Regions from separate parts of the Homo sapiens genome. Here all the other regions are linked to region 3. The links are chromatin loops, found by intact Hi-C in ENCODE. Cell type or tissue: CD14-positive monocyte. All regions are shown on one strand. Region 1 overlaps PPARG (peroxisome proliferator activated receptor gamma). Region 2 overlaps PPARG (peroxisome proliferator activated receptor gamma). Region 3 overlaps SYN2 (synapsin II). Region 4 has its middle 25 kb from the start of TSEN2. Region 5 overlaps PPARG (peroxisome proliferator activated receptor gamma).

Region 1 (5,000 bases), 110 kb before region 3:
CTATATTCAATTGACCTCTGTATCCTGAGACAAAATAAAATGTCTTTATTTAGATTAAGAGGAATTTAAGAGAGACAAAAAAAAAAAAAGAATTTCCTAACAGCGGTTGATTTTTTTTTTTTTTTTTTTTGAGACGGAGTCTTGCACTGTCGCCCAGGCTGGAGTGCAGTGGCGCGATCTCGGCTCACTGCAATCTCTGCCTCCCGGGTTCACGCCATTCTCCTGCCTCAGCCTCCCTAATGGCTGGGACTACAGGCGCCCACCACCACGCCCGGCTAATTTTTTGTATTTTTAGTAGAGATGGGGTTACACCGTGTTAGCCAGGATGGTCTCGATCTCCTGACCTCGTGATCCACCAGCCTCGGCCTCCCAAAGTGCTGGGGGATTACAGGCGTGAGCCACCGCGCCCGGCCCAGCGGTTGATTTCTAAGTGATGATGAAGTTACTAAATATAAAGATTTGGTGATCTAATTTATCTTGTCATAAGCAACAACAGGTACTTTCAAGTTGCTTACTACTTACAAGACACATAAGCTGATTTGCAGTGAATTAACACAACTAAAAGTTTAAATTTAATCCACTGTTACATGTGAATATGGTTACACCTGTATAGGTCTAATTGTTAAATGTGGAATAGTGGTGGCGGTGGTGATGGGATGTGGACATCTCATTCCCTGGAAGGCCAAATACTTGCAAAGTAGGCTCCTGTGCATGACAGGGTGGCTGGGTTCAGATTGTCTGGGTTCAAATCCTAGTTTTTATCACCTGGCAGGTTATTTTACCTCTCTGTTCCTGTTTCTTCATCTGACTTTAATACTGTATATTAGGAGTCCCCCACCCCAAGGCCGTGAAGCAGTAGCAGTCCATGGCCTGTTAGGAACTGGGCCACGTGGCAGGAGATGAGTGGTGGGCGAGCGAACATTATTGCCTGAGCTCCGCCTCCTGTCAGATCAGTAGCAGCCTTAGATTCTCAAAGGAGTGCAAACCCTATTGTGAACTGTGCATGTGAGGGATCTATGTTGCATGCTTCTTATGAGAATCTAACTAATGCCTGATGATCTAAGGTGGAACAGTTTCATCCTGAAACCATTTCCACCTGCCACCAGTCTGTTGAAAAACTGTCTTCCATGAAACCAGTCCCTGGTGCCAAAAAGGTGGGGGACTGCTGGTGTACATAGCTGCTGAAAGAATAAAATGAGATAATGTATATAATGTGCTTAAAACAGAGCCTGATATAGAATAAGCATTCAACAAATATTAATTATTACCATCAAGAGCTAGATGACTTATTTGGTGCTTGAGTTAATTATGGAGTTATCGTTCAGAAGGATGGTTAAATGACATTTTGGTTCAAGATTTAAACTGCAGAATGGTCTAAAGGTAGAGAGAATGGAGAGAAAACGTTCTCTAAGCATGAAATTGTATGGTTACATTTATAAATTCATTGTATACTAAGTTACCTTAATGAGTAATGTTAGTCTAAAAAGTTATGATGGCTATTTGGGATTAGGAGGTAGAATGACACTACAGATTTGAAATATTAAGCAACAATTATTTGTTGAGCATCTGCTATTTGTTAGCAGTGTTCTAGACAATAAAGATACAGAATTAACAAAACAAATACTCCAGCTCTTGTATGACTGCACATATGAAAGTGTAATAAAAAATTAGATGCTGAAGACATCTGCTATATCTGCATTTGGAAAAAAGAGGACAGAAACCAAGGTTGTTAAAGACAATTAGGAGTTATTCAACAAGCCATTACGCTTACAAAAATTTATGAGTCAAAGTCTACTGACCTCCTTCTACCAATTTGAAGATTAGTGAGTCAATACTTTAAAAAAATCAATCAAAATCCATTTATAAGTGACATCCAACTTTATTTCGTCTCATAAAGAGCAACATAACATTTCTGTTAATGTTAAATTCAGAATAAAAAATCCCTATTTGATCATGTGTTTAGTAGATAAAAATATACTTCACTTCCATATTACACTCAGAGACAACCAAAGGCAGAGACAGTAGCAATTGGGAAAGAGAGGAAAGGAAGCAGAAATTCAGAGGGAGAGAAACAGAGACAGAAAAGAAGGAAAGAAGAAAACATAGGGAACACCAGGAACGAAAAAGGGGAGAAGGGTAGAGGGAACAAGAACAAGAGCTAGTGCTACAATTGAGGGGAAAAGAGGAGGAAAGAGAGGAAGAAAGGAAGGAAAGAAGATAGAAGACAAGAAAGGCTCAGACATTCCAATTAGTCAGAGGCAGTAACTTTTCCATGTTCAAGGTCAGCTATTTGCTTTGGATATCAGTATCAGAGAGAGTCGTCATTAGTTGTTAAATATTAAGAAATTAAGGAGCCACCAAAATTACTCAGCCAAAAAGTTTTCCCATTGTTATTACATATAAATGCGACTTTAAAGAAACTATCTTTGCTTCTTTCTGTATTCACGTTTTCCTTTGCTCATACTATTTTTCCATTTGAAATATTTTCTCCGCCCTCACCTCACATTCATTCAACAATATTCAATAAATATTTATTGGGTAAATACTGTGTAATACCAGGCACATGTGAAATTTTTACATACATCTTAATGAAAAGTATAACCTGTTTTAATAATACATAATGAAAATTGGCTATTTTAACAAAATATTCTACTAGACTTGAAGTGAAACAAATTTTTTTCTTCTGCAGCTAACATTTTTCTTCACCTGATACCATAAGCATTAAAATCATCCTCATGAAAATAATGTCCTTTGAGTTAAAAACATTCTAGAATTTCCCCCAAAATATAGTAAGGCTATCACTCCTATAGGAGTCTACGTCCTCCACATCCTCTAAAGTGCAATTAACCTATGATCATTCTAGCTGTTAAACGTAACAGTTTGACGTTTGCAGTAACTGGTCACATAAGTTGAATAATAAAAGTTATTTCACCCAATTAAAATGGCATCCCAAAGACATCCTCAAGTGGGTAGTCACGCCTGGTCTTATTCAACCCCAATATGACATCACGGGGGCAAGAATGAATGATTTACAGGTCAGCAGCTTGACTGCAATTTATGTAACTCACTTCTGCAGAAATTTGCGTGACTTGTGACACACATCACGTGAAAGAGGAACTTACTATAAATATTAAAGTTGGAAATAAGTGAATGTCTGAGAAGGCATTAGAGAATAGTACTTGCTTTAAAAAGAATTGTGGAACTAACTGTACAGATAAGTTCAAAATTGAATCTACATGTAAATTTAGGTAACTGTAATTCCAAGTGCTAATAGAAACAGACAGAAACTTAGTATATGTACTGGTGTTCCAATACAGCCAGTTATGAAGAAAATATGTTCTACTAAGTTCACATTAGAGAATAGGGAATCATGGCACCTTAGTTACACAAGACCTGATAAGTCACCCACTCCATTTCTCCCACCAAAGCAAGACTTCTTGAGAGATGATTCAGACTCTGCATGAATATGTCCAATGACGAAGCACTCACTTTCTCACAAATCATCCTTTCCCACTATGGGACAGCTGTAGTTATTAGAATGCTTTCCTTATGCTGAGCTGAACCAGACCTCCCTTTAATTCCTAGCAATCCTTTGACAAAGAAGGACTATTTATGTGACAGCGAGCTCCACAAGGGAAAGTGCCAGTCCATCTTGCCTACTGCTCTGGTCCCAGTGTCTAGCACAAGGGGTGGAACACTGTAAAGGAGCCATAAAACATGACTGCCTGGCCAGGCACAGTGGCTCACACCTGTAATCCCAGCACTTTGGGAGGCTGAGGCGGGCAGATCACTTGAGGTCAGGAGTTCGAAACCAGCCTAGCTAATATGGCGAAACCCCATCTCTACTAAAAATACTTTTAAAAACTAGCCGGGTGTGGTGGTGCATGCCTGTAATCCCAGCTACTCAGGAGGGTAAGGCAGGAGAATCGCTTGAACCCAGGAAGCGGAGGTTTCAGTGAGTCAAGATCGTGCCACTGCACTCTAGCCTGGGTGACAGAGTGAGACTCCATCTCCAAAAAAAAAAAGACTGCCCTACAGGAGTCAGTCATCAACTCCACTCATTCATCCTTTAGGGCAGCGGTCTTCTAACTCTGGCATGAAGGAAGTTTTCTTGTCTCTTACACCTACTGTGGATATTGCTATGAAATGCAAAATCATGCGCTTGAATATCATAATAATATTAAAGTTTTAAAGACTTACCCTCAAATCTACCCTTACTGTGTGCCAGGTCTGTAACTAACACTTGTGGGGCAGCATCAAGCCACGGACCACACTTTGAGCATCATTCTCTGCTTCAGAGCATCGTCCACATCTGCCCTTCCACTTCACTCTTACAGGCCCTCCTCATGGTATGTCCGGATTTTGCAGCAGCCTCCTGACTGCTTTCCCTGCATGCTACTGCCAAATTAATCTTCTGATTCAATCATCTCACCCCTCTTCTTACGATATGGAATCTCCCCGCTCCTGAGATAAAACCCACACTCCTTCTCCTGCATTCCAGACCTTTTATCATCTGGCCTAAAATCTACACTTCCAACCATGTTTCTCACTACTCACATCCACGCACTCTCCACTTCAAACTGGTTAATCTCTGCAAACCTTCCCTTAACTCTATGCTTATTTGCTATTCCAGGCTTTGTTTTCTTATACTGGAAATTATTTTCTCTTTTGGTTACCTCAAACCAGGAACTTTTTTTTTCTTAATTTGAGGTAAAATTCACAATTTAAAATGTATTTATGAAGTGTGTACAATCCAATGGTATTTAGTAATTCTTAAAGCTGTGCAATCATCACTTCTGTGTAGTTCCAAAACATGTTCATCACCTCCAAAGGAAATCCTGTACCCATTAAGCAGTCACTCCCCCTTTCCTTTCTCTTCAGCCCCTGGCAACTCATCTGCTTCCTATCTCTATGGATGTACCTACTCGGGATATTTTGTACAAATGGAATCATCCTTTAATTCCCTTCTTGTTTCTTCTTCTGTATTGTTTTTAGTATTT
Region 2 (5,000 bases), 200 kb before region 3:
CCCAGGCTGGTCTCGAACTCCTCAGCTCAAGTGGTCCTCTGACCTCGGCCTCCCAAAGTGCTGGGATTATAGGCATGAGCCACCATGCCTGGCCCACAAGCCAAAATTCTTAATGACTAAATAATTTTATTAAAAATAAAGAGGACAAGGCCAGTGTGGTAGCTCACGCCTGTAATCCTAGCACTTTGGGAGGCTGAGGTGGGTGGATCACCTGAGGTCAGGAGTTCGAGACCATCTTGGCCAACATGGTGAAGCCCCATCTTTACTAAAAATACAAAAATCAGCTGGGTATGGTTTCGGGCACCTGTAATCCCAGCTACTCAGGAGGCTAAGGCAGGAGAATTGCTTGAACCTGGGAGGCGGAGGTTGCAGTGAGCCAAGATTGTACCATTGTACTCCAGACTGGGCGACAGAGCGAGACTCCATCTCAAAAAAAAATAATAATAAAAAATAAAGAAGACATATTTTTAAAATGCAATTACTATAAAGGACTTGGCAGCAGGATTTTAAAACAAAAATGACTACTTTGAAAATCTATAAAAATGCATGCAAGAGCCCATTTGACTAAAGAAGCAACATTATCCATGAGTCTTTTTATCAAGATTCTGCAGACACCAGCTTCACTAACAAAGAGTAGTTGATGCAATGATCACTTGGTAAGTTACATACACCGCTGAGTGGCCTAGGAAGTGGGTCTGTATTTCTGCTTCATTTTCATTTTGAGCTTTCCTCTAAGGGCAGTGTCTAGACACAGTAGTGAATTGATTGTGCTTGAGATGACTCAGGAAGGCTTCTGAGCAATCGGTGGAATTAACCCATGGTCCAGAAATGATGGGTTGTTAAATGACCAAAATAATTAAGAACGTGTGTTTATTTTCATTACTTGCAGGAAAAAACATATTTCTGAAGCATATCAATCAGTCCATCACCTGGGTACTTTTTCTACCCAATGCTGAAAGTGAATATTTGAGAAACTATGTTTCTAACTGGAAGAATTCTGAAACTATGTTCTTCTACAACATGTAGACGATGTGTCACAATGAAAATGAAAGTTCCTTCTGAAGAGCTGTAACCCTACATAGCCTAGGATGCCATTTATACTTTCTCTAGCCCAGAGGCTCTGTATTTCTGCTCTCAGGCTACATTACTACATAACCATCAAACCAACTGCCCGAAATTGCTGAGCAATTGATCATAACATACAGACCTGATTCAGATATATAAATTACATTTTTATTTTTATCGTACCAAAACATACAGGTGAAAACTTTCAAATTCAGGCAACTGACATGCCAGGTGCCTACCTATCTGTGAAGACCAGAGCACTGTAAGACACGGAATAGCTGGTTGAAAAGTGAAAAATCCAGTGAGTTAGGTTGTTTGATTATACAGAATCATAGAATTTTCAAAGTGAAAGGACATGGTGATCACTGATTTCAGTGACTATCCAACAACATTAGCAAGAGCCCCTAGGGTTCCCTACCAGTTCCTTCAGAAGCCTCCTTCAAAGCTGTGAGTGCATGGCCAAAGGGGAAGCTACATTCATCAACCAGACTAATCAGAGACCAGGGAGCAGAAATAAGGTTAACACGGAATGGAGTACATTTGCTTTGGGGGACGTTCATGTTTTCTTGCGCATACTGAAAACAGCTGGGTGCTGATTTTGGTATAACACTCAGAGCCTCTTTTGATAAAAAGGCATTCTATATGAATGAAAACCCTGTTGGCTTCACATTGGTCAAAGCAATGGATTTTAAATAGTGACTCAACTTCCTAGAAAACTTTGTATTTAGAAATGTTTTCTTCATACAGCTAACAGGCAAAACTAATCAAAACCTTGTTGTTAGTCTGATGTTTATTTTCTGTGCAGCAAACAAACTCCCATAAAAACCTCTGAGGTTTTCTTAGTTATGTTTGCAATTTTTTAAGTGTTGAACTGCCTAAGTCTCTGATGTCATGACACTTAATTCATATATTTTCTTGCTTTTGCTAGAACTGAACAAACACTCCCTATCAAGATTGACCCTCTCTAGAAATAAAATAAATTGTCATATGAAGTCAAAATATGACCTATCAAGTTTATGATAGCTTTCTTTGACATTTATGGGAGGAGAAAATTATACCATCCATACTACATAGGTTGGGGTTTAAATAATATTTGCCTATAAACAATAAGCAATTGCAGATTGATTTTAAGTAAACGTATGCAATGCCTGTAAGCAACAGGAAATATATTTTACATCAATGTATGCACTGCCTGTAAGTAACAGGAATTATATTTTACATGAATGTGTGAAGTGATAATTTTTTAATAGGCAAAAATTAGTGTTAAAAGCGGAACTGGCATGCTTTCCTAGGCTGTCTCAGTGATAATGACCTCAAAGTCAATGATTTCTTCATGAAGATGAAATAAGTTTATTGCAACTTGATTGCATCACCTAAAATACAACCCTTGACTTGGAAGCTTGCCCTTATGTTTTATGAGGTCTGAAATAAAAAGGAAACTGATGGAACTGAACCAGCAAATTATTTTGCAATCCATGACTACAGTTGTATACAGCAGATGTAGTCAATTGTTGAGGAAAGTTGGACCAAATTTCCATCCTGTTCAGTACTGCTGATAGCTCTATTCAAAATACATTCTTGCCTTTAGAGGAACTGACCCATTAGTAATCATACAGATAGAATTTTGTGAACTATTTTTAAAGGGTAGGTTATTAATCAATGAGTGACTCTCAAATATCTTGATGGTTTCCACTGTGAAAACCAAGTATCTGCATGATAGAGCAAAAATTTAATTTTCTCAGATGCTTTAGAGTACATATAGATGAAGACTGCCTTCTTACTAGATCAGTTTTGAGAGAGATGAAAACAAAAGAAAGAAAAAATAGGATAGCTGATGAAATGAAACTTCAAATTTAATTTGATCATGTTGGCATTTTTTATTCCTTGAGTGCATTGAAAATAACTGATTAATACTAGACACATATAATACTATCAAGTTACACCTAAAATTTATTTTGTCAGCCAGGCAACCAATCAGAACCAAATAGTGACCAAGAATTATTTTTTCAAACACGTTTGTCTTCCAGGACCTTACTGAGTTAGTTCCACAGATCATGAAAACATGGGTCTTTTCTCAGGTCTTCTACATCATTTCCCTTAAGTTGACACCCAAAGTCATAAGCTTGACTTTAGACACAGGTTTCAAAAGTAGAAAGTTTTATTCTCTTATGTTTCTATGGCTTTGAAGTTTTGCAGAACTATAAAAATAATTTGTTTTACCCTTTCCACAACTCATGGACGTTCCTTGAAGTGAAGGAAACGAATACTCGTCTTTGCATAATAAACAGCAAAAAAAAAAAAAAAAAAAAAAAATTAAATGAATCTAAATTCTCATATGCCATTTAAAGTTTCAGACCCAGACATCTTCAGGATTTTCTTACATTTAAAGCAGAACGACACTACTGATACACAAAAGTAAATTTTAATTCTGTTTTTAATGCATGAGGCAATATAAAAATTAATCATGATGATCATTATATTTGTTCTAACACTAAAGTTTTTCCCATAATCCCCCAGATTTTTCAAGTCTCTTTTCTCCTCATGGCAGATGCCCAACCACAGAGAGAAAGGTTCTATAATAAAACTTTAAAAACACTGACCTAAAAGAGAAATGTTTTATCGCCATGCAATATTCTAAATTCTGGCATTTGGTGGAAAAACTGTACACATTTTTGGCAATGGCTTTAGTGTCCACTGGTCTGGCAGCTATAATGAGAATAATAAAGTATATGGTGATGACTGTTTACTTACCATTATGAGACATCCCCACTGCAAGGCATTTCTGAAACCGACAGTACTGACATTTATTTCTACTTTTTTTGTGGATCCGACAGTTAAGATCACATCTGTCATAGATAAGCTTCAATCTGATTGTTCTCCGGAAGAAACCCTGCAAAGGGATAAAAAAGAAGCAAATTTTAAGTCTTTATGACACATGGAAGCAGCAACCTACAGCGAAAGGTATACTGGCCTGGGAATCAGAAAAGGCAGGTTCTTGACACGATTCTGTCACTGGTGACTTTAGACAAGTCACTTAACCTCTCTGGAACTAAATGTTCTCTGCTATAAAATAAAGAACCAGAGGATCTCCAGGTCCCTTTTTTAGCTCTTAGACACTGACCACATCCAGCTGCGGCTTTCATTGGATCTTGGCTCTACATTTGGTTTTCGGCATGCTCTAAGAAGTGCTCTGGATTTAATGTAATGCAAATAAAACACCGTGTAATCAGTTAAGTCTCTCTGCAAATCATTCCAACAGCATGCCCCAGCCTTTGTAATTGTGCTAAGCAGCCTGGCAAAGTTATAATCATTTCATTCTAAAACATGATCAGGGCCAATAAAAATCCACATGTGGATAATTTTTTTGGAATTCTCTATGTTGCATAATTTCCTGCAGAATTTGTTTCACTTATTTATGTTGTTTAAAGTGTGCCCCATCATTGTTGTGGCTTACAGACAGAAAGAGACTATGGGAATAACATGAGAAGTAATCAGATAAATCCTCACAAAATCGACTGCTATCTCAAAATGGCAAATATGTCAATTTGAGGCCAACTGAATATTCTGCTATATTTACATCTTTGGAAAGAGCTGAAAAAAATCGAACTGGACGTGTTTTCTGACTCCATTTTTTGGGTTCATCATATTCCTATTCATTTCTATTGTGTTCATCTTCATAAAACTTAATTGCTAATTCTTTCAAATGTATCTGGCCCTGTTTGGTGCAAAAAGCACTGCATTAGTATTGCTTTGGTCATTGACATGCATTTTGACTTTCTCCAAACGTCCATTTAGAACTCTGGATGAGTATGTTCTGATTACTTGACAGCTTCATTTAAATAATTAATAGCCATCTCTAAGCCAGCCTGTCCAAATTGAAGTCCTGACCCTCCCCTACAAACTCACTTCACTTGCGGCTTTCTCCATCTCAGCAG
Region 3 (5,000 bases):
AGTCACATTGCATTTTGGACTGTATATATTATCTAGCTTAATCACTAGATTTGACTCCAAAAGAATTAAATTTGTTTATATCAAAATTTACTCCCTAAAGCAACGATTCTTGATATTTTATGTGTGTTGAGGGCCTGCCGAAATGCACAATACATGCATGAGAATACCTGGATTCCAGGTAAAGAATTCCTGATCTTCCAAGAGTTACAGAAATTCAAATAATGTACTACAGATCTGAAGGCAATTATGTTCTGAACATAAGCAGCAGCCTTGTAGGAATAAATAATCTCCCAAAGGAATTGCTTTGAAGGGAACCATACCATTGTAGGAATGATGGTATGGTCTCAGTGTTTAAAAAAGCATCCATTGTGATCACCTGGGGTTTGCGTTGTTATTTCTGTAGCTGCAGTTTTTACTTTGTGTGCATGTGTGTACGTATGTATGTGTCTGCCGTGTGTTTACTGCTATTGGAATGCCTTGGCACAGCACAGGCCTCCCCAAGTGTCCACCCTCAGCTCAGTTTAGCTAATACAACTAAAAGGAGCCATAGCCCTAGGAAAAGACATTGGATGGGCTGAAATTGCCCTAGAGGTTCCCCTGGTTGCAGGAGCAGGAGAAAGGCATGTTTGGCATTCGTTTGGCTGCTCCTGGAGGAGTCCTGGGGAAAGGGGGTTTGGGACTTACTCATACAGGTTTTCTATGTGACAGAGATGGTTTCTTGTGATCTCGCATGCTAACCACTGTTAGGAACAGACTCTATCAGCTTGTTTAATTCTTAAGACAACCTCCTTGGAAAGGTAGCATTGTTCTCATTTTATAGATGAGAAAATTTGAGACACAGAAAAGTTAAACTACATAATCAATTAGCTAATAACTAGCAGAGCCTGGATTTAAACTCAATTTGATTCCAAAACCCAGGCTCTTTCCACTAGCCAACACTATCTCTTCCCTTTGCCTCCTGGCCTCTGTGAAATGATTCCATAAGTCTCTCTCACCCTGGAGGGCCCCCAAATATGAAACCCATTTCATTTATTTCAGGAAAGGCAATGTTCCCAGTGGCCCACCAGACACTTAGTGTTGAGACTCATTTGCTTCTATTACTAACTCCCTTTGTAACCTTGGCAAACTCCTTAAGTTGCCTGGGCCTTGATGCAACTAGATGCAACTTCCAGCTGTAAAACTCAGTGACTGAATTCTGTGCACCCAGCCCAGTCCCGGCAGGTGGCGTGCCTCCTGTCCTGTGGGCTGTGCACAGCTCACCTCCAGGGTGCGGTCTTCTCTGAGCTCCTGAGCTAGAAGCTTGCCCCACTGCAACAGCATATGCTGCTTGTGGTCCATTTTACACTTGCCTGGCTCATCTTATTCATTCTCCTTTCATATCTTACCTGAACTCATCTGCATTCCTCATATATTTTATTTAACTCCTACACAGTATTCCAATTTATGAATAAACCATATATTTTAATTCCCCACGAGAGGTGGTTATTTCCAGTCTTTGCACAAAGAGTGCTGTGACCAATATTCTTTTACTTGGTTTCTTATGTACATGTGCAAGAGATTCTCTAGAGTAAATGTTCAGAAATGGAATTGCTGAGTCATAGGGTTTACGCATGATTGCCAAATTGTTCCCTGAAATGGCAGTACCAACATGCACCCCCATTAGCAACGTGTAAGACTTCCTTCTGCTTCTCATATCCTCACCAATACCTATCAAGCTTATTTTTTTTTTCCAAACTAACATTTTGACTGCATTTGACTTAATGCATTACATTTTCTTCTTTATATTTACACATCTTCCCTACTGGGCTATAAACTTTGTAAGGGCCGAATCCTTGCTTAATTCATTTTTATATTCCTCTCATAAAATTTATGGCGCTAAATAAAATAAGGGGTTGTGAACAAATCAATAAAATACAGAATTAATTTATCTTGACCCAAGATGATGATGAGTTCCATGTGGGCAGGGATGAGGCTTTCTACCTTTACTAATCTGGGGTGAAGACATAGGTAGGGAATCCCCATAAACTGCAGAGGTGGTTGCACAGTGGTCAAAGCTGGCCTACAGACAAGGCTTCAAGATCTGTAGAAGACTGCAACCAATCTTTCAGAGATCTTAGCTGTAGATAATTTTTATCACAGTATTCACTGAATATTTATTGATGGTTGTTGAATAGCCAACTTCCCAGTCTCTGGGGCTGTCTTTTTTAAGTAGCAAGAAGGCTGTTTCTGAATGGAACTTCCCCACCCCCAGCCCCACCCCATTACTAAGGGCTGGAGAGAATCCATATGTCCTTCAGACCAGGGTGCTGCCTGACCTATGGTAAATGCCTCTCCTTTTTGTCACTGCAGCATTTCCAGGCTGACTCATTTTCTAAATAAGCCACTTGTGGTTTTTGGTCTGACATCACATGTGGAAGAATGAGTAATTTTTTAAGAACCAGAATTATATTCTATCAGAATAAGAAACATTGTGTATGTTACTCATGGTTTTAGGACAAGGGGTCAACACTGGTCACAGATGTCCTAACTTTCTCCCAGTCCTTCTTTCCCTGGGGTCAGGGGATGGAGAGAGAATGTAAAGAGGTGGATATGCTGTAAATTTTTGTGTGCACCTCTTATCACACTGTGTAAAATTTAATACAATTGTCTTGTTGACTTTGCTAGATTAAATAAAAGTAATATGGCAAAGTAGCTCAGGCCATGAGTTCTGCTGCTGCACTGCTTAGGTTGGTTCAAATCCCAGCTCTGCCACTTGCCCAGCTGAGTGACCCTGAGTGAGTTATTGACCTTGATGTGCCTCCATTTCTCATTTATAAAATAATAACAGCACCTACCATATAGGCTTATTATAAGGAACACATAAGTTGATGAGCATTAAGTATTTAGAATAGTGCCTGACTATGGAAGTGTCAGCAAATATTCCTATGAATCCATCACAATGTTTATGTTTATCGTAAGTGCTCAATAAATGTTTTGACTAAATGAATGACTTCTCTTAAAACATATTTGGAATCGGGGATAGAAGCAATGGCTAGTGGCAGACTCTTGGTTTGTGAAGGGGGTCAGAGTATGCTACCTCAAAATATGCCACTTTGGCATATTGTTTATGTTGAGCTGAAGGCAACAGAACAACAACAGATGCAGGAAAGGTTTTCCGACTTCCCCCTTCCTGTCTGAAGCAGGACTAAAACTTCTTGTGGGAAGGGTGCCTCTCCCCCAGAAGGAAGAAGGGAACAAACATTCTTATCACCAGAGACAGGGAGTTGACACTGAGATGAATCTCCACAGACAAAACCTTACTAAAACTTGTAACCCTTCTCTCCCATTAGTTTCTCCCATATATTTCCTACTTTCCCACAATTTACTGGCTGACTAGCCCAGACGCCTTTGTTTTGTCATATCGTCACAATTTATCATTCTTTGTTTAAAATGGTATACAAGTTTTGGGCTTAACAGCTTGGGTCTTCATTTTCCTTATGAAGATTCCCACGTACGCATAAAAATATTAAATAAAATGTGTATACGTTTGTCCTGTTCATCTGTCTTATGTATGCTTAATTTTCAGGCCCAGCCACAGAACGTTAAGAGGACATCTGCCTCCCCTACAGCTGGAAACAGAAGGAACTCTAAAGGTCAATTGCCTTGCGCCCAGGTACCCCACGCATTGGTTTGGTTGGTTTGTTCCTTAGTTATGTGTGTTGTGGGAGGAGGGCTCTCACCCCCCAGGGGTCACTCAATGGGAGGTTCTACTTCCTGTTTTCTAAGTGTAAGAAGAGGGTACGGTGCTCAATCCTTGAACTGTGAAAACAGAGAATGAGTAAGAAAGGAGACCCTGGTTCTCGGAGAAATTCATTCTCTGACCTTGCAGCATCTACTGCCCGTGAAGAGAAGTTAAGATAGTGGCATTTGGAGGAGGTTATCTTGTTGAGTTAGTAGGATGGGTGTCATGTGTAGGAAATTATCTAGATACTTATTAACATTCAGATATTAACATTTTAATATATGGATTTTTTATTGGTGCAGATGTAGTGTTTATCTTCACAGCATCCGTGGTCTTTGGGAAAATATACTTGAGTATCAGGGAGTCATGAAGCAGCCAGAGTGAAATCCCTCAGAGCCCACCCTCAATTGCAGGCCTCTTTAGGATGCCTTCGTTGAGATCTGTGGGAGCCTGGTTGTCAGAGCAGGTTGGTCCAGCCTCATTGGCACCACCATGTGGGCCTCAGCTGAGGAGCTTGATGATAGACCAGGCAAGTGAGTCTAAATTGACTCCTCCGGGAGCAAGGGTTCTGTGCTTATTTGAAAGGTTACAAAGTCCGTAATATAGGTAGAAACGCTGAGTTGCTGAAGGAAGGCTAGGTGTCTTGGAGGAGACAGATTCACTGGGGAGGTGCGAGGAGGCCCAGAAGTGGTATGTAAAGGACAGACACATTCTCAAACACTTGCAAACACATGTACACCTGCAGTCACACACACAAACTGACACAAACAGCTTCACACACCTAGATTTTTCACTCCCTACACTCAAGCACACACACACACACACCCCTCATGGACACTCTCTCAGCCTAAAGGGTGGCCAAGGGGTCAAGACCTCATGGCTGAATCAAATGTTGGTGAATGCTGCTGCTTTTATTACACCAAAGGTCTTAACGTTTATTAGGAGATGAACACAAAGCTTGGCATACTGCTGTCATAGTGGCATGCATTCTCCTCTATAGTGCAGCTCTGGAGTTCAAGGTTACTGCAGATTGCACATAAGAACCACTCTTCAGAGGGGAGAAAAGGGGAAACTGCAGATCCTTGTTCTCCCGAATATCAGCAGACTCAAGGTGCTTCACCACCACAGCAGCCTAAGATCTTGTAAGTTGGGTGGGTGTGCTTTAAACAGTAACACAGGTATGACAAGGGATCCAGGTCGGGGAAAGTTCCTAAAACTTAGGGCCAAGAGTACTTTTGGGGAAGTATATACTTCCCAAACAGGTATCACTGAATGGGGG
Region 4 (5,000 bases), 270 kb before region 3:
AGTAGCTGGGACTACAGACGCGGGCCACCATGCCCAGCTAATTTTTATATTTTTAGTAGAGATGGGTTTTCACCCTGTTAGCCAGGCTGGTCTCGAACTCCTGACCTCAGATGATCCGCCCACCTCGCCCTCCTAGAGTGCTAGGATTACAGGCGTGAGCCACCTCGCCTGGCCTTCTCATTTTCTCTTAAATAAGGACTGAGGCTGGTATATACAGGCAAATGCTACACGACAAATGCCATTAAATGCCATTAGGTCTGTAGAGCCATCCACATACCTCACCCAGAACAGTCCTTTTTGGGGACCATTTAATCAAAGCTACTAGGCTCCTGAAGTTTCCCAAACAAAAAGGAAATCACCCTGGCATTAAGAGATGGCTATCAGTATTAGTCAGTAGCTTGGCTGAGAGTTTTAAAAGAAGCAAGAAAAAAAGAAGAAACTTTGTCACTCCCGTTCTCTGTGGCTTCCAAGCCCACTGCTCACTTTCTTCTCTGCCCCCTGCCCCCGCCTGTGTGTCATACTCAGGGCTGGCCCCGCACTCCTGGCTCTGACCTTACCTGGCTTTGTGGCATCTCTTTTTGTTATTTCTTTTGACTCTCATTTACATCTTTCACTGGTATGGAACTTTCCAGCGGGTAGAGGACATTGATTGTTTTGATTTGCCCAGCATTTATCTTCCCTTCTTCTAAAATCAGAGCCCAGTTTTGGTTTTGAGACCCCCCGCAACACTCCCTTCATGAGATGCAGTCTTTCTAAGACTGTTAATAGGAGCGCCCAATGATTTTTGGCCAAGGGAGGGCATCTGACCCAAGCCAAGCCAATCAGAAGCCCTTCTCCTGGAACCTGAATCTTGAAGGGAATAACACAAGTACCCAACACAGTTAGAGCCACATCATCCCATGGAGGTTTCCTAAAGAAATGAGCTGGGTCTGCAGCTCCCATCCTGGGAGCTGCTTTTGACTCTCCCTTACCACAGTATGACTGGCGAGCCCCTTCCCTCGTACCTTCTGAATAAATTGTTTGCCTTGCAGTTACAGTTGGTGTCTGTTGCTTGCAACCAGAGCATCCTAAGTCATACACAGTGTACATACATAAATGCATAGATAGCTTCCTTTTCAACTTGTATCAAGGGCAGGGACTGAGCCATTTATTCATTTTCTCATTCATTGATCAACAAACCGTTCCAAATAACCTACTCTGTGCCGGTTATGTGCTGGAAGTTGGGAGTGCCGAAATGAACCATAGTCCCTGCTCCAAGAAGCCCAAGTCTACCCTTATAAAAAACGTGGCACTTCTTCCTTCAGCCCTTCATTCACTCATTCACCAAATGCTCAGTGTGCACCCATTATGAACCAGAGGCTCTGCCGGAACTGGGCTGACAGTGTAGAGGACAGAATCCCTGCCCACATGAGATCCTTAGCAATTTGCACCAAGTTGGTGCTAAAAATAAACTCAGAATCCCAGAGGGTCAGAGTCTGAAGGCCGCCCAGAACCCACATGGCCTGCTGGTTTTCAAACAATCCTGCTGGTGGGTCCTGAGGGTTGAATATTGATGTTTCATAAAACATTGTTTTTTTTTTACAGCTTTATTGAGGTATAATTTACATACCATAAAATTCACCCATTGTAAGTGTACAACTCAAGGATTTTTTTAGAAAATATATGGAGTTGTGCAACCATCACCACAATTCAGTTTCAGAACATTTCCAGCACCCTACAAAGTTCTCTCATGCCCGTCTGCAGTCACTCTTTGCTTGAAGCATTCTAGTTTTTAGTTATGTATTTGATACAGGGTCTCACTCTGTCTCCTAGGCTAGAGTGCAGTGGCACAATCACGTCTCATTGCAGCCTTGACTTCCCAGGCTGAAGTAATCCTCCCACTTCAGCCTCCTGAATAGCTGGGACTACAGGCATGCACCACCACACCGGCTAATTTTTTTTCTATTTTGTGGAGACGAGGGTCTCACTATGTTGCCTAAGCTGGTCTTGAACTCCTGGCCTCAAGTGATCCACCCACCTCAGCCTCCCAAACTGCTGGGATTACAGGCATGAGCCACTGCACCTGGCCTACATTCTAGTTTTTAAAAAAGAACAGAATTTGAGAACCAGTGACCGATTCTAAACCACTTCTTCTACAGATGGGGAAACTGAGGGCCAGAGAGGAGAAGGGGCCTGCTGAGGACAGCGGTGGGTCCATAGCGTTGCTGAGATTCACCCCAGAGCAACCTGATTTCAAAGCCCAGTTTCCTCCCACTCATGGGAAGCAGTTCTGAGGTGGAGTTAAGAGTCCTCAAATCACACAGTGGGGGTTCCAATCATGGCTTTACCATTTATAAGCTGTGTGGCTGTGGGCAAAATGTTTAACCTGTCTGGGCCTCAGTTTCTTCATCGGCAAGTGTGGGAAGCTTAGTCTCTGCCCCGGGGGTTGCTGTGTGGATTGTGTGAGATCACAGGTGTAAGATGCATACGTAGCACAGTGCGTGGCACGCAGTAAGCATTCAGGGCAAGTTGGCTAATAATGATCATTTCACCACATCACCCTCTCCCTATTTGTCCTCAGAAATCTGGAAGTGGAAAAGACAGTGATTAAACAAAGCCCTGAGTAGACATGGGTGTACAGAGGCAGCTTTCTAAGAACCTGGTGAAATACCCCACCCTGGGCATCATCACCCCGTGTGGCGAATGGAGCAACTGCTGGGGACTTGCTCAAGTAGCCTCCGACCCCGCAGGGCTGTTCCTTCCTCCCAGTTTCAGGATTTCCCAACAGGTCCCCAACAGACGCATTTCATCAGCCTCAGGGGAGCCTGGCTCCCTTCCCGCCCCGGCCCAGAGGCGCCTGATGGGATGGAAGCTGGTTTTATGCTTCTGGATCCCCAAGAATGATAGGGCCCCACCCTTCTGCCCTCCCCAGCAGCGTCTCTCTGCCATCAGTGAAGCAGTTGAGCTTGATGGAGATGGGCAGCGCACCCAGGAAGAAGGCAGAGGACTTAGCCCAATGTTACCTGCTGTGTATGTGTTATCTTCGTCAGACCTGCCCATCATGCCTGCTTGACATTAGAGGAAATTAAAGGTCAGAGAAAGGGGGTGATATGCCCAAGTAAGGAGTTCCAAAAACGTAACAGTCTGAGGTAGACCAAGAGATCAGAAACAAGAGACCAGAGGTGGGATCAGGTCTAGGTAATGTGGCTCCCAGGAAGCAGAGTGACTTTTTTTTTAAGCACACATACATTAGACATAATTTAGACACGTTATAAAGAGCTCTGCGTTTGCAATGAAGTAAATATGACTCTGAAGGACTGTCTAGTTTGCTAGGCTGTGCTAATGATTAGAGAGCCTGCTCGATGAGTAGCTACTTACCAAGCTCCTCCTGACTACAGGGGATCGAGATTACAAGAGGTAAAATAACACCCCTAATTCCAAGAGCTTCCCAGGCTATGGTGTGGTTGGACAAAGTCCTACAATAATCTAAGTTTGACTGTGATGAGGATCAGAATCACAGGACTATGGGAGAACTAAGGAGGGAGTCAGGGAGCATCTGGCATTGAAGGGTGAATTCACTGTTGACAGCTCAACAAGGCTTTGTGGCCCTGTGTAGCTGGAACTCATGGGTAGGAAGGGCAGAGGCTGGAAAGGCTGGCTGATGTCAGATTGTGAGGGTCTTGAATGATGGGCCATTTTAACTTTATCATGTAGGTCATAGGGAGCCACTGAAGGTGTTTGAGCAAGGGAATGACACAACCAGAGGGCTCTTTAGGAAGACTGATCTGATGGCTGTTACACTTGGAGTCAACAGGAAAAATAAGAGTGTTCTTTAGGCCCCTTCCTTTTTAAAATTTATTTATTTGTTTATTTATTTTTTGAGATGGAGTCTCGCTCTGTTGCCCAGGCTGGGGTGCAGTGGCGCAATCTCAGCTCACTGCAACCTCCGCTTCCATGTTCAAGCAATTCTCCTGCCTTAGCCTCCCAAGTAGCTGGGATTACGGGCATGCACCACCACGCCCAGTTAATTTTTGTATTTTTAGTAGAGATGGCGTTTCACCATGTTGGCCTCCCTTGATCTGCCTGCCTTGGCCTCCCAAAGTACTGGTATTACGGGTGTGAGCCACCACGCCCAGTCAATGTATTTATTTTTTTGAGACAAGATCTTACTCTGTTGCCCAGGCTGGAGTGCAGTGGTGCAATTATAGCTCACTGTAACCTTGAACTCCTGGGCTCATGCAATCCTTCTGCCTCAGCCTTTCAAATAGCTAGGACCACAAACCTGTTCCACCACACTCAGCTAATTTTAAAAATTTTTTTGTAGAGATGAGATCTCACTATGTTGCCCAGGCTGATCTCGAACTCCTGGACTCAAGCAACCCTCCTGCCTTGGCCTCCCAAAGTGCTGCAATGACAGGCATGAGCCACTGTGCCTGGCCTGGGCCCTTTCCTTAGGCTCCATGACTGAATGAAAGAGCAAACATGATGAATTGAACACCTACTATGTGTTAGGCACTTGCTGAATTTAGAAATAAATAAATGTCTTGTGTTAATGCGGTGATTACTCAGTCACCAGAGAGCAGATGATAATTTGGGGAATGGGCAGTACTGCTAAAACCCAACACCAAGGAGAGGGGCAATCTCCAGCAAAGAAAGACACAGAAGAACCACAGGATGGTCAGGAAAACTCGTTCAATAGCCTGGAGGCTGCTCTACAGCCACCCTCAGAGTTCACAGTGACGGCGCTGGCAGTGAAAAAGTCACTGATAGTCTGGGTGCTTTGCTTGCCAATGCAGGGAACCACTTATTTTATCATGAACGTGAATAAATATGCAATGAGCACAAACAAAAACAGTGACAGGTGCAGCCCCTCCCTCTGGGTCCTCCTGGGCTATTGGGGATAGCTTGAATGATGCTCCAGTGAAACCAGATGAAGTGGGTGAAGCTGAAGGTGGACGGTGGGCCACACAGAGTGGCCTTCTCAGTGCTCCTGCCTCACCTTTGATTAAAGGTGGGCCATG
Region 5 (5,000 bases), 160 kb before region 3:
CCAGGAGTTCAAGACCAGCTTGGACAACATGGTGAAATCCTGTCTCTATAAAAATTACAAAAATTTGCTGGGTGTGGTAAGGTACGCCTGTAGTCCCAGCTACTAGTGAGGCTGAGGTGGGAGGATCACCGAAGCCCAGGGAGGTTGAGGCTGTGGTGAAATATGATATCAGGCCTCTGCACTCTAGCCTGGGTGACAGAGTGAGGCTCTGTCTCAAAAAAAAAAGAAGATCTGTGTCAATAACTCAAATCTTTTCTGGACTTCTACTTCAGTGTACGAAAAACATTATAATCCAAGTTTCTCAATGCCTCTGAGAAGAAAACATGTAATTGTCACTTTTATTTAGGCCCAAAGAATAACTTCAATTTCTTCACAGGAAAATATTAATGAAAGTGGGAAATAATTTCATCATTTAAAAAAATTAGACACAAAGATGCTTTCTCTAAGTTTGATCATCTTCTCAAAACACTCACAGGAGATCATGCGGATGCCCCGCTTCATTCATATAACTGCCACTTACTCTTGTGCAATAAAGAGTTCTGCGGTTTTTGTTTTTCCATATCCATAAAGTGTTTAAAATGTAGGTTTCTTTTCTTTTTTTTTTTTTTTTTTGAGATGGAGTCTCGCTCTGTCGCCCAGGCTGGAGTGCAGTGGCGCAATCTCAGCCTCACTGCAACCTCTGCCTCCTGGGTTCACGCCATTCTCCTACCTCAGCCTCCTGAGTAGCTGGGACTACAGGCGCCCACCACCACGCCTGGCTAATTTTTTGTATTTTTAGTAGAGACAGGGTTTCATCGTGTTAGCCAGGATGGTCTTGACCTCTTGACCTCCTGACCTCGTGATCTGCCCGCCTCGGCCTCCCAAAGTTGTGGGATTACAGATGTGAGCCACTGTACCCAGCCTTTTCTTTTTTTAAACGGAGCCTTCTATTCTAGCCACAAGTGATTAACGCTACAAGGCTAAAGCAATAAATTCCATATAGGGCTTTAGATCTACTTGCACAAGTATTGTGTCATTTAATCCTCCCATTAATCCTGTGTATTCTGTTAATATATGTGGAAACAGAAGGCCAGAGAAGAAAAATGGCGTGCTTAAATTCACACAGCAAATATGTGGCCAACAAAGGACTGGTCCTTATATTCCCTGGTACTACATGGGTCCCTTTAAACTTCTGGAAAGGTGAAAACTTTGGTCAGTTATCTAAATGTTTCTGAATATACAGTTGCCTGGAGATATGTAACCACAGATTAAGTATCCCTCAATAAAAATGGCATGCAATCAATCACTCACTCCTATCTCAGGAGAGACTCGTTTTGAAGGATTGTCTATTGCAGCATTTATCATGTCTCTAAGGCATATTTCCATTGCTCAATCAGCTCCAAAGGACAAGTGTGTCATCATCTTTCAAGGCTCTGGTGCAACGACTTAAAATTGTAGAATTCACACAGGACTAAGTCTGGCACTAAAAGCAGGAGGCATATTCAGCTTGAGCTTGTGGAAGCTTCCCTTCAATCTTGCCAATTTTTACTAGTGGAAATGGTTTCAGAGCCAGCATGAGGTTACTTGGGGTTGCTTGAGGAGCTCTTGATAAAAAGAGAAAGGGGAATAATATAAAGGGGTCACAGCAATGATGGAGCCTTGGAAAAAGTATGGAAGTCCTCTTTGGGCATAGTGGCTAAGTGTAGTCGAGATTTTTAATCTCATGAATATGACCAATCTACCTGGATATCTGAGTCATTCACACTAAATGTGCCACTTTTTCTTAAATAGCAGTACCCAACCATTTGCAACACCCCCAATTTCACTTTGCCTATGATGAGGAAGAAGGAGCACCTAAGAGGACTACTGTACCCATGCCAAATACCTCAACTCCACAGTGTTCAACTCTGCTGGCCTCGGCTAATGATGATCATATAGCTAATTTATTTTTAAGTCTGTCTGTTTTGGAAGAGGTGGAGTAATTATTTAAAGGTCATTTACAAAATGCAATAGGAGTAACAATCATAGGTCTTGGGCCTTTAGGAGCTCACATTTTTAACAGAGAAACAGTGCTTATGAAGAAGTAGTAGCCAGAGACCCTATAAGACAAGGGTTAAATTATTGGTACAAAATATAATGTTTTAATTGCTAATAATTTCATTCTGCACTATGTTAATTAGGAAGAAAAGTACTGGATCATTCTTTTAGAGGAAATTGAGACTCAAAAAAATTAAACTCAGAGTAAATTCAAAGCATAAAATTAGAGATTAGCACAGAATGAAAACTAACTTGAATCACATAACCATCCCTTACCACAAACAGTACTTGCCTCTCAGTTAACCTATTTGTTGATATTTGTTGCACTGCATTCTAGACATGTTCTTTCAAAATAGACAAAACTATCAAATTTTGACTCAAGAACTATTTCACAGTATAGCCAGGACATTCTGCCCTGAGGCAGGCTAAATTAATAACTGAAGAAAGATAGCAACAATTTTTATGGCTTGCAGAAAAACAGAATAACAACAATTTATGGAATAAAACAAAACTCCTAGTTAAGAGGCTTAGATGATAGAAATACATGTTGAATCAAATTACTGTAATAAAATAAAACAGTACTTCAGGAAACATTTTCTTACTCATTTTTAAAAAGCTTTATATTTTAAAAACGGTGACTAATATGTTCAAACTTCAGGCTTCCAGGAAAATTAAAAGGTTAAAATGTAAAGCCATCCATTTCAGCAATTAAGTGACTTAATTTTAATGCTTTAGCACTTATATTATAAAACATGAATCACACTAGCTAACAATCTATTTTTACACAGAATCTGAGAAGAGAAAAATAAAATGAATAGAAATATAGACATCAATACGAGACAATACAAAACAGAAAAGGCTGTGCTAAGAAACTCCAGTAGAAGGAGCTATAGAAATGGAGAACTTATATTTTGCAATGGCCAAGAAAGAAATATTGAAAAGGAGGTATCTGATTCTGACACATCTGAAGAGAAGTTAATAGGTAGTCACTTGCAATAGGCATTTACTGTTTTAGGGACCTCATTTTCTTTATGCATAAAATGTGATGCTTGGAACAGATATTTTTCAAGGTTCCGACAATCTATTCTGCAATGCATTAGGCACTATGCTAGGAAGTATCCTAAGAAATCTAATAAAGAGCACCACTTGGTCCTACACTCTGGGAATTTACAATTCTTTGGGAGAGCTGAAGTGCACACACAATACCTAGATTTCAAAATAGAACAGAAAAGAGCTGAGAGTACTTCAAGAGGAATAAAAGTGCTGCAAGAGGGATAAAAACAGTTATGAGAGATCTCTAACATATGAGATGAAAAGAGGAAAAAGTGACCCTTCAAGTCTAAAAAGCCCTTATGTATTCTTGGGAAATCTATGCAAACTCAGGAAATAAAAATGAACAGGATTGTTTTTGGATATAACTATACCTTTAATGCTTAAAATTCAGGAAATGGGAGCCATGCACAGAGATAAAATAGATTAGGTTAGGTTTCCTTTTTTAAGGTTCTGAACATGTTTTTAAATGAACGCGATAGCAACGAGCTAAGCATTAAAATACTGGAGTGTACACATGATAGTATTAAAACAAACACAACCTGGAAGACAAACTACAAGAGCAATTTTACCCTTACATAAATGCCCCCACGTCCCCAATAGCCGTATCTGGAAGGAACTTTACCTTGTGATATGTTTGCAGACAGTGTATCAGTGAAGGAATCGCTTTCTGGGTCAATAGGAGAATCTCCCAGAGTTTCACCCATAACAGCATGGAATAGGGGTTTGCTGTAATTCACACTGATATTTTGTCTCTATCTAGCAAAAGATCAATCCGTTAAAAGAAAAAGACTTGAAGTAACAGAATTTGTGAATACACCCATGAGTCAAGACATCAGTTTCCAAATATTTGGGAGAGATGGGAATAAACACAGAAAGGACTGGGCTTGAATTGGCTGGCACTGTCCTATTAGGAGCCAGCTGTGACAAAAAGTTGTGTCATAATGTTCACTGCTTTGGCAAGACTTGGTACATTACAGGGAAAATATTGCCACACTGTCTCGCCGGTGACCCACATGTTCAGTGTCTTGTGAGGGGCGTGAACTGTACTGTATTTAGAATTATCAGAGCAGAGACTGTTCAATATCCACTTGCATTTTTTATTGTTGTAAAATTCACAATTGCTTCTTAAATGGAAAACTTAAATCTCTTGCTTATGAAATACCAGAAAGCTTATTTGGGCAAAGTTTTCTTTCGGTGTCTATTCCTGGTTGAATCTCTAATCACATTATTTGAAGAAAAATTTGGAATTCAAATATGTATCCATAGTTTAAACGTTGGTATCAGCATGCTACTGAAATGTTATATTCCTAAGGTACTTACTCTACTGATTTGTGAAGCCCAAAATGATACTGACTGCTATCTAAATTCTGTAAAATTAAATAGCTGAGAGAATGAAGAAGGGTTTGATATGGTTTCAATTTTATACATCGGGTTTGCTTTCTTAAAAACTTCAGCTTATCCATCAATAGCAACTGCAGCAATGTTACACCAGCTGATGTTTGAACATCAATTGATGTTTAAACGATAAGTGCTATGTCATAATGAAAAAATGGAGTTCTCTATGAGAAGAATAACACACCACCAGAAAAAAATAGACTTACGCTGTTAGGTTGGCGAGGAATTGTGGTCAGTTTTGTAATCAGGAAAAAGCTGGCTTCTTGCTCAAGGCCTTTGCCCTTTTTGGCAAGGAGAAATACTAGCTGTGCCAAATTACCGATGTGGGAGCAGGTCTTGTCACATGAGTGGCCTATTAGAATTGCAGTGACTTTGCGGACTTTCAAAGACGCCCCCACACAGGGCAGTATATTAGAAGGCAATAATTCTCTGAATTATACTTATCGTGATATTCTGAGTAAAATAAATATATATCTGGTTAATCTCCATTGAGTAACTATTCATTCTTCAAGGGGACTAGTAAAAGTGTCCCTGTC

The links. A loop is a pair of places that touch in the nucleus more often than their neighbours do. Peaks named below come from ENCODE experiments on the same cell type or tissue, not always from the same donor. Only the 100,000 strongest peaks of a DNase experiment are listed, where the experiment ranks them.
Region 1: a loop joins it to region 3, with 2.7 times the contacts of the local background. A loop is called at or near these places in 2 of 110 quality-filtered maps.
Region 2: it touches region 3 in a loop (2.0-fold over the local background); 3 of 110 quality-filtered maps call a loop at or near these places.
Region 4: a loop joins it to region 3, with 2.5 times the contacts of the local background. A loop is called at or near these places in 2 of 110 quality-filtered maps.
Region 5: a loop joins it to region 3, with 4 times the contacts of the local background. A loop is called at or near these places in 2 of 110 quality-filtered maps.

What each region holds. Positions count from the first base shown.
Region 1 is chr3:12,302,228-12,307,227 of GRCh38, reverse strand. The region is part of intron 1 of PPARG (peroxisome proliferator activated receptor gamma); the gene reads right to left. Among named protein-coding and RNA genes, the nearest start is that of PPARG, 16 kb to the right of the region's middle. RefSeq lists a silencer at 67-274. In CD14-positive monocyte, no CTCF peak of the experiment used is centred here; DNase peaks (open chromatin) are centred at 3,037 and 3,427; H3K27ac peaks cover 1,657 bases.
Region 2 is chr3:12,391,569-12,396,568 of GRCh38, reverse strand. It overlaps PPARG (peroxisome proliferator activated receptor gamma), which reads right to left. Exons shown (of 8, transcript NM_138711.6): 5 at 3,817-3,955. Among named protein-coding and RNA genes, the nearest start is that of TSEN2, 90 kb to the left of the region's middle. RefSeq lists enhancers at 872-1,001, 1,052-1,101. In CD14-positive monocyte, no CTCF peak of the experiment used is centred here; DNase peaks (open chromatin) are centred at 728, 1,058, 1,508 and 2,448; H3K27ac peaks cover 2,716 bases.
Region 3 is chr3:12,191,020-12,196,019 of GRCh38, reverse strand. SYN2 (synapsin II) reads right to left here. Exons shown (of 13, transcript NM_133625.6): 13 at 3,988-5,000. Among named protein-coding and RNA genes, the nearest start is that of TIMP4, 35 kb to the right of the region's middle. RefSeq lists an enhancer at 1,130-1,179. In CD14-positive monocyte, no CTCF peak of the experiment used is centred here; DNase peaks (open chromatin) are centred at 1,619 and 2,329; H3K4me3 peaks cover 933 bases; H3K27ac peaks cover 3,271 bases.
Region 4 is chr3:12,456,797-12,461,796 of GRCh38, reverse strand. No RefSeq gene overlaps it. Among named protein-coding and RNA genes, the nearest start is that of TSEN2, 25 kb to the left of the region's middle. In CD14-positive monocyte, a CTCF peak has its summit at 2,674; a DNase peak (open chromatin) is centred at 2,616; H3K27ac peaks cover 2,562 bases.
Region 5 is chr3:12,350,366-12,355,365 of GRCh38, reverse strand. The region is part of intron 2 of PPARG (peroxisome proliferator activated receptor gamma); the gene reads right to left. Among named protein-coding and RNA genes, the nearest start is that of PPARG, 64 kb to the right of the region's middle. In CD14-positive monocyte, a CTCF peak has its summit at 2,874; DNase peaks (open chromatin) are centred at 615, 1,395, 4,045 and 4,725; H3K4me3 peaks cover 394 bases; H3K27ac peaks cover 4,950 bases.